Regions from separate parts of the Homo sapiens genome. Here region 1 is linked to region 2. Evidence: read pairs that join two places in POLR2A ChIA-PET (ENCODE). Cell type or tissue: endothelial cell of umbilical vein. All regions are shown on one strand. Each heading gives the region's core, and the rest is flanking DNA. Links, peaks and the distances in the headings are about the cores only. Region 1 has its middle 130 kb from the start of STRN. Region 2 overlaps CRIM1 (cysteine rich transmembrane BMP regulator 1).

Region 1 (4,405 bases), core at 83-4,082, 430 kb before region 2:
TTACAATTCTCCTTTCATATGACAATATCATATGGATTCAGTTATTGGTGGCCTTATAATATGGTCAGGAGAGCTTTTCCGCTTCCCAAGCCCCTGCCCACTGTTCTTTTTACTGCCTTTGTTGGCTATCCTCAGCATTTGAAGTTTGTAATAATTTAATCCAATTAGGAGTTAAAATTACATTAAATTTACATATTAATTTGGGGAAGTTTGACCCACAATACTGTCTTCCCATCTGAGAACAACATATCATTTTCTGTTTGGATCTTATTTATATCTTTAGTAAGATTTGAGAGTTTAAGTTCTTTGCCTTTAAAAAATTTTTAATATGTTCTTATTTTGGTCACTATTGTGACCATTTTCATTTATAAGAGCTTATTACAAATAAAGAGAGGAGCCAGGTGCATGGCTCATGCCTGTAATCCCAGCACATTGGGAGGCTGAGGTAGGAGGATTGCTTGAGCCCAGGAGTTCCAGACCAGCCTGGGCAAAATAGCAAAACCCCATCTCTTAAAAAAAAAAAAAAAAATTTAAGAAAATACATTTTAAAATACACAGAGAAAATCTGTTTTTGTATGCTTATATACAACAAACATTGTAAATGCTTACTAAATCTCATGAATTATAGCAGGTTTTCACTAGAGTCTCGAGATGTTTAGAAATACAATTGGGACATTCACAAAAATAATTTGATCTTGTCTTTTTCAATGTTTGACTGATTCTTTTTTTGAAATTTTTGTTGTCTAGAAACTCCAATGTGGTGTTGAGTTATAATGGTAAAAGTAGGCCTCCCTGTCTATTATTAACTTTAGTGGAAATGGTTTTGGTATTTAGTTATTTAGAGTATTTTACTTGTTATTTGGTAAATAATCTCTATTTTATTTAAATAGGTTCTTTCCTGTTTTTCCAGGTTTAAAGAATGGCTGCTGAATTTCATCAAATGCCTTCTTAGCATCTTTTGATGTGATCATGAGTTACTCTTCTTTAAGCTGTTGACTAACCAATTGTGTGTATGAAGTTGACATTAAAACATGCTTGCCTCCTTGAAATAAACCCTATTTGGTCATATATGTTGTTGTTTTCATATAAGTCCTTGTTTCAGTTGCTAGTCTTTTATTTGGAGCTTTAGCATGCATATTCATAGATTAGTCTTACTGTTTTATTTAAGGGTCTCTACTTTCAACTTTTCTTTATTCCTTCATTTTAAGTGTGTTTCCTGTAAGCTGCCTATTTCTAGGTCTTCCAGGAAAGAAACTGGCTGGTAGTTTCTTTCAGTGGATATATTGGGTGTTCACTGGTTTTGTTTTATTATGTTCATTATTTTACTTCATTGTTTCTTTTCGTTTTTGCTGGATTGATGAAGTCATTATTCACTTCCTGTCTTTCTCATGTTAATGTGGGATTTCTACTGTGCGTTTCTCTTTCAAAATTATCTTCATTCATAATCAGATATCTTCCTGCTACTCTATGAAAAAACAGAATCACTCTAATCTTCACTAACCCCCTACCAACCTGAAACAAAAAAATGTGATTTTTAGAATACATTCACTTCCTGTGCCTCTCCAAAATAAGTGATGCTTAAAGATGCTGTTACTTTCCCTTTCCCCATTCTTTGTCTGCGTCTTTGGTTTTGCCGTTACAATTTAATTTCTATACTTTTAGACTACTTAAATTTCCATTTCAGGGTCTTATATCAATAATGTTAGTATTTTCCTCGCATATTTCCAGATAGTCTGTCATTATTTTGATAGAGAACCAGTCACATCAGTGTTTCTTAAGCATTTTGGCATTTTAAGTGGGACAATTCTTTGTCATGTAGAACTACCTCTCATGCATTTTGTGTCATGTAGAACTGCCTCCCCTCCCCTCCCCTCCCCTGGCCTCCCCTTGCCAGATGAGGACACAGCAAGAAGGGAGCTATCTGTAAGCCATAAAGAGAGCCTCACCAGAACTCAACCATGGTGGCATCTTGATCTTGGACTTCTAGCCTTCAGACTGAAAAATAAAATTTGTTTATTTAAGTCACCCAGTCTATCATATTTTGTTATGGAAGCCCAAGCTGACTGTATACAGACAGCAAAGGAAATCTTCCCAGAGGCCCTCCAACAGACTTCCCACATATCTCATTGGCCAGAATGTTGGCCTCCTCTACGTTTAAGGGATGTTGAGAAAAAGTATCTCACTTTTCTGCCTCTATAGGAAATAACAAATTCCAGCCAACAAATTCTCTCTGCCACAACTGTCTTTAGTCCTTCATTCCTATTTTGCAATTTCCCTGTTAAAATAATTAATTGGGAGCCATTAGGCTGAGACACCTCCAGCACCTTGGGTTCTTATGTAAGCACAATGTACACAGTAAAATGAAACTTAACCAATCAGAAACTGCCAACTAACCTCTAATTAGGGACTGTCCACTTTAACCAAGCAGTTATTTTCCTCATCTTGCTTCGTTGAATACTGTATTAGTCACGGTTCTTTTAGAGGGACAGAACTAGTAAGATATATATATATATGTGTGTGTGTGTGTGTGTATACATATTATATATATATGGGAGTTTATTAAGTATTAATTCTTAAACTCACAAGGTCTCACAATAGGCCATCTGCCAGCTCAGGAGCAAGGAAAGCCAGTCCAAGTTCCAAAACTTGGAGTCTGATGTTTGAGGGCAGGAAGCATTCAGCATGGTTGAAAGATGTAGGCCGGGAAGCTAGGCCCATTTTGTCACTTCACATTTTTCTGCCTGTTTTATATTCGCTGGTGGCTGATTAGATGGTGCCCACCTGATTAAGGGTGGGTCTGCCTTTCCCTGCCCACTGACTCAAATGTTCATCTCCTTTGGCAACACCCTCTCAGACACACCCAGGATCAATATTGCATCCTTAATCCAATCAACTAGACACTCAATATTAACCATCACAAACACCTTATACCTTTTTACCTCCTCAGTGGAGTGCTGAACTGCTTGCAATCTGGTGATGCCTGATTTAGGAATTGCTGAATGCTCAAATAAACTCATTAAAATTTTTATGCACCTAAGTTCATCTTTTAATATCTCCCCCATCCTGATTATAAAAAGTAATAAATGTAATTTGTAGACCAAGTCCTAATATCCTGACTCTTGAAAACAGTGCTTCACCTACAGAATAGAAGAAAAATTTTGCAATCTATCCATCTGAGAAAGGTCTAGTATCTGGAATCTACAAGGAACTTAAACAAATTTACAAGAAAAAAACAACCCCATCAAAAAGTGGGCAAAAGATATGAACAGACACTTCTCAAAAGAAGACATTTATGCCACCAACAGACATAAAAAAAGGTCATCACTGGTCATTAGAGAAAAGCAAATCAAAACCACAATGAGATACCATCTCGCTCCAGTCAGAATGGCGATTATTAAAAAGTCAGGAAACAATAGATGCTGGAGAGGATATGGAGAAATAGGAACGCTTTTACACTGTTGGTGGGAGTGTAAACTGGTTCAATCATTGTGGAAGACACTGTGGCAATTCCTCAAGGATCTAGAACCAGAAAGAAATACAATTTGACCCAGCAATCCCATTACTGGGTACATACCCAAAGGATTATAAGTCATTCTGCTATAAAGACACATGCACACATAGGTTTATTGCAGCACTATTTACAGTAGCAAAGACTTGGAACTAACCCAAATGCCCATCAATGATAGATTAGATAAAGAAAAAGTGGCACATATACACCATAGAATATTATGCAGCCATAAAAAAGAATGAGATCATGTCCTTTGCAGGGACATGGATGAAGCTGGAAGCCATCATTCTCAGCAAACTAACATGGAACAGAAAACCAAACACTGCATGTTCTCACTCATAAGTGGGAGTTGAACAATGAGAACACATGGACACAGGGAGGGGTACAACAAACGCTGGGGCCTGTCGGGGTTAGGGGAAGGGGAGGGATAGCATTAGGACAAACACCTAATGCATGTGGGGCTTAAAACCTAGATGACAGGTTGATAGGTGTGGCAAACCACCATGGCTCATGTATACCTATGTAACAAACCTGCACATCGTGCACGTGTATCTTGGAACTTAAAGTGAAATTAAAAAAAAAATGTGGTATATATATACACCATGGAACACTACTCGCCATAAAAAGGAATGAAATAACGGCATTGCCAGGAGACTGGATGGAATTAGAGATCATTTTCTAAGTGAAGTAACTCATTTCACTTAGAATGGAAAACCAAACATCATATGTTCTCACTCATAAGTGGGAGCTAAGCTATGAGGACACAAAGGACTAAGAATGATACAATGGACTTTTGGGGACTCCGGGGACTCAGCGGAAAGGGTGGGAGGGGGGTGAGGGATAAAAGACTACACATTGGGTACAGTGTATACTGCTCCGGTGATGGGTGAACCAAAA
Region 2 (4,405 bases), core at 275-4,274:
TTGTTCTTTTGTTATTGGAACAGGAAAAGAAAGGCTACTGATAAGGATAAAGCACTTCATTTGCTTTTCGGGAAATTGAAAAAAAAATCCCAGTGACAGAGAAAAGAATAATGAAGTGTAGGAAAACTAGGAAGTTGTCAACCAGAAACAAAAAAAACACATCCTCGATTTAGAGGGACATTCCAGTTCCTTAAAAACTCACACAGACATTAATTCATGTTAATTCCTTCCCTTTTCCAACTTTACAGGCACCACTTACTGCTGTCACCTCCTCCTGATGCAGAAAACACTTAGCAAGAGAAACCACGAATCAAAAGCAGGAAGGCACACTGTAAGAGTATATCCCTACCTTTGCATGTATCATCAACCAATGGGAATCCATTATTCTTATCTTAGAGCGTATGCACCATTAAAAGAATGGTCTCATAGCTTTTGAAACAAATTATTCAAATGCCCCAGAACAGTATGCTTAGTGAAGGTCAATATGAACTAGGGAATGAGTCAAATTTTATTATTAGAATGCTTCTTTAAAAAAACTCAAATATTTAATTTTAGTGCTCCTAAATACCTTTCTTAAGTTACACATTTCACAAAGAACAAAGAAGTGCCAATTCTAGAAGTAAACATATGTGTCTATAAATCACAAAGTAGCTTTTAAACTGATTAAAGTTAGCTTTGATTCTTGTTTATCAATGTCTTCTAGAATGTCTACCGGGCATAACACTATTCAGACTGGGTATGGCTGCTCTACCCTCATTATAACTCCTTGTGTCTATGATCTCTCCCACTAGACTTCTTAGGGCGAGGTCCTTTCCATATTCATCTCAAATGCCCCTATGCAATGGGCCAGCCCCAGGACAATCCTCCCCAAGTGAGCAGGGCTCAGTCAGGAAGGGGTATCATTGACTGCAGAAATCCTTGCTCCTTCTTTCTGGATTGAATTCAATATGAATTTCACAATTAAGATTAAAATGTGGGGATGCTGGCAGAGGTAACACTCTAGGGTACAACCAATCAAAAAGGGTAAATTTAAATTTAAAATTTTTCCTAGATTATAGTTACTGGTGGAAACGAGAGAAAGATGATGCTGGGCTTCTGAGGTGGAAAAAAACTAAAAGAATAGGGAGGGCATAGTGGGAAAAAGACAAATTTGGCAATCTTTACAATTTTCATGTAAGGTTAGCTCTATTAACCTTCAACAAGAACTGGAGGAAAGTAGGGCTTTGCTTAGTGGTATATTTTTACGTATGATGGTATGCATTCAGCCCTGCTTCCTCCCATTAGCAAATTATTTTCTTTTTTAATTAAAACTCTCTTTATTTAAAAGAGCTTTTTTTTTTTCCCCTCTGAGGATCTCTTAATCAAGATACTAGTAAATATATAATACTGGCAAGACAGGAGAGTAGAAAAAACACAGTGTCTAATAGAGATTCCTTACCTATAGTGATAAAATTATAAGAACATTTGAAATGATCACTTTTTTGACTGTCTGTGAGTTTATGCTAAAGTGGTTATGCTCCCAGACTCTTTCTTGAACTTCCCTTGCACAGACTTTTTTTTTTTCTTCTCATAAGCAGGATATAAACTGTCCAGCTTGGTTGAGTTGTCCAAAATCCCAGATCATGGTCTTGGAATACTAATTACACTAACTAACGAGGTTTTAATTGCCTGACAGCTCCTGCTTATGCAAACCCTCTGGTTGATGGAGACAAGCCTGGGGCTGCAGCTCCGCTCTGCAGGAGGCGGAGAACCCCTGTGGACACAGAAGGGACAGCTCCAGCTCCCCTTAGAGGGAAGGGAGCTCTGCCATGGGGAGTGGTCTCCACTCACAGCATCCTTTGCCAGCAGCTCAGAAGGCCTCCCGGGCTGGGATTCCAGATCCTTTCTCATGTCAGGAAAAACCTTTGTGGGGGCCAGGGCTTAGCCGGACACAGCTGGGCAAAGCAGCAACTCAGCAGCTCTGTGTTACAGAGCACACGCCGAGCCCTGGGAAAAACTGAGAGGTCACCTACAGCCAAGTCAGAAACCACAAACACGCGCAGGAGTGCTCAGGGCTACCCCAGCAGTGAACATGTCACCCTGCTAAGGTCAGTCATTAGACCAACATTTTTTAGGCATCCTGGGTTGGTGAAGTTTTAGGCACGGCCCTCAAGAACACCATTTATCTGGCTCAACCTGTCAGGTTGTTTTTGTCCTTGCAATATTAACAATAAGTCTCTTTTAAAAACACATAGTAAGTACATTCTATTTAATCCTGAAATAAAGCCCAGATGTAGCAAAACCTGCTCACCTACAACTTCTGGTGCTCCTTTAACCAACCTGGGATTAGGTATGGAAAGAGGACAGAAAAGTGCTTGAACTAGGCACATCTTTGGACAGAAGAGATGGCTTCAAAGCTCAGAGTTAAGAGTTAAAGCAAAGAAGAAGGTGAAAAAAAATCCATGAATGAATGGTATAGAACATTATTATGCTGTTTACAGATGACTGTATAGAAAGTATCACTCTAAATGTCAACTGGAAAATTTGTTTTTTATACCAATCCTTTTTGTAACCTAATGTGTAGGAATAAAGAGGCTCCTTTACACTCACACTCCTGTTGGTAACTGGACATAAGATATTTAATCGTGACTTCCTTTTTTTTTTTTTTTTTTGACGGGCACAAGAAATCACAACAACCAGAAGGTCGCTGTATGACTTCCAACAGTTAAAATGCAGGTATAATTATTCAACCAACAACTGCTCCTCTCCAACTGGTCTCAGGCCAAGTTCCCTGAGTTTCCTGTTTTTATTTCCCAGATAATTTGAAACTGGTTTCTGCCTTTTGGTAACCCTTTTATTTTCCTGGTACCAGTTATCAAGACATCAGAACAACGATTTAAAACATGTTTCTAAGGACAATTCTCCCCAAAATTTGTATCTGTAACAAAAAATTTTTAAATATTAACTGTCAACGTAAATAAAAGTACACTACTTACAAAAATATGTAACTTTGTCTACACTTTCTTTCCCAATGACATCGCTAGAATTTAAAATGAAACACATGTACTTGTATTTTAAAGTCACTTTACATATCTGTGTTTACAGATATACATATACATACACACGAATATGTATATGTGTGTGTGCTTCTGTATATATGCTCCAAAAAAGAAAAGACAAAGAATATTGTCAATTTGTGATTGTCTTTACAAACAGAGTGGGATAAAATTTAAAGTTGCATAATGGTCTTACTGCCTTATAAACAAGTACCTTTGATGGCACTTGGGAAGCTAAAGGAAAAATCAGCTGGGACCTTGATGATAATGAGATCCCTGACCCACGCAGAAGGTGAGGTTAAACGTGTTTTCCTTTGGTCAAGGGAAGGGAATTCCAGATCCTCTGCTCATGTCAGGAAAAACCTTCGAGGGGGCCAGGACTTAGTGTTTCTAAACTTGATAAGCAGTGTTAACTGGATTCCTCTAAAATAAACTTTTTAAACAAATTATATGAGCTAAAGCAACACATTCACAAGCATAATACCACTTTCAGATGTAACTAGCCTAAGAAAACTAGAATCTATGATGAGTAAGTTTGATGAAGCAGCTGTGTAACTTAAAATTTAGGAATCTGTACACATGAAAGTCCTGAAGCAAAGAGGGCATGGCCCTTGCAATACAGAATGCTTGGTTTCAGGACGAGTAAGAGAATCAGTTTGAGAGGTTATCTTTTTTTGTTTTTTTTTGGGGGGGGGGGAGGGGTCAAATATTAGCAGAGTTAAACTAGTAAGACTTATCAAGTTTAAAACACTAAGTCCTGGCCCCCACAAAGGTTTTTCCTGACATGAGCAAAGGATCTGGAATTCCCTTCCCTTGACCAAAGGAAAACACATTTAACCTCACCTTCCGGGTGGGTCAGGGACCTCGTTATCATCAAGGTCCCAGCTGATTTTTCCTTTAGCTTCCCAAGTGCCATCAAAGGTCATATATTCCACTATCAATGAGTATATTAACAGCAGTTTGGAAAGGCCAAGAGCTTTCCCCAAAATCCTTTCCCTTAAACTTCATAAACCTTATAAAATGTACAAAACCCACCCATTTCCATCCTCCCTCCAATGGAACAATTACAGTGGTGATAATTTGTAACGACTGTCTTATTAGTTTAACTCTGCTATATAATACTCTCATAGTAAACAGCAATTATATTTTTGGAGAACATATAATTTAATTTTCAGTATATCTGATTTTGTGAATTAATGATTATTTCTAATACAGTCAATAACATATTAGGAAATATTTTGAAATAATGGCATTTAATGCCATACAGGAGATCAATATAATTGCCAAAAAAAATCCATAGACATAAAGTTTTAGACATATTTGTAAAGTTTAGCAAAGACCAAATGGGTAAACCTATGAAAAGGATCAAC

What was found. Peaks named below come from ENCODE experiments on the same cell type or tissue, not always from the same donor. Only the 100,000 strongest peaks of a DNase experiment are listed, where the experiment ranks them.
Region 1: POLR2A ChIA-PET joins it to region 2 with 9 read pairs; 2 of 35 experiments call an interaction of 5 or more read pairs at or near these places.

The regions. Positions count from the first base shown.
Region 1 is chr2:36,832,402-36,836,806 of GRCh38, reverse strand. No RefSeq gene overlaps it. Among named protein-coding and RNA genes, the nearest start is that of STRN, 130 kb to the left of the region's middle. In endothelial cell of umbilical vein, for the core only: no CTCF peak of the experiment used is centred there; no DNase peak of the experiment used is centred there; H3K27ac peaks cover 254 bases.
Region 2 is chr2:36,405,950-36,410,354 of GRCh38, reverse strand. All of the region lies in intron 2 of CRIM1 (cysteine rich transmembrane BMP regulator 1), which reads right to left. Among named protein-coding and RNA genes, the nearest start is that of CRIM1, 52 kb to the right of the region's middle. In endothelial cell of umbilical vein, for the core only: no CTCF peak of the experiment used is centred there; DNase peaks (open chromatin) are centred at 1,954, 2,744, 3,424, 3,819 and 1 weaker place; H3K27ac peaks cover 4,000 bases.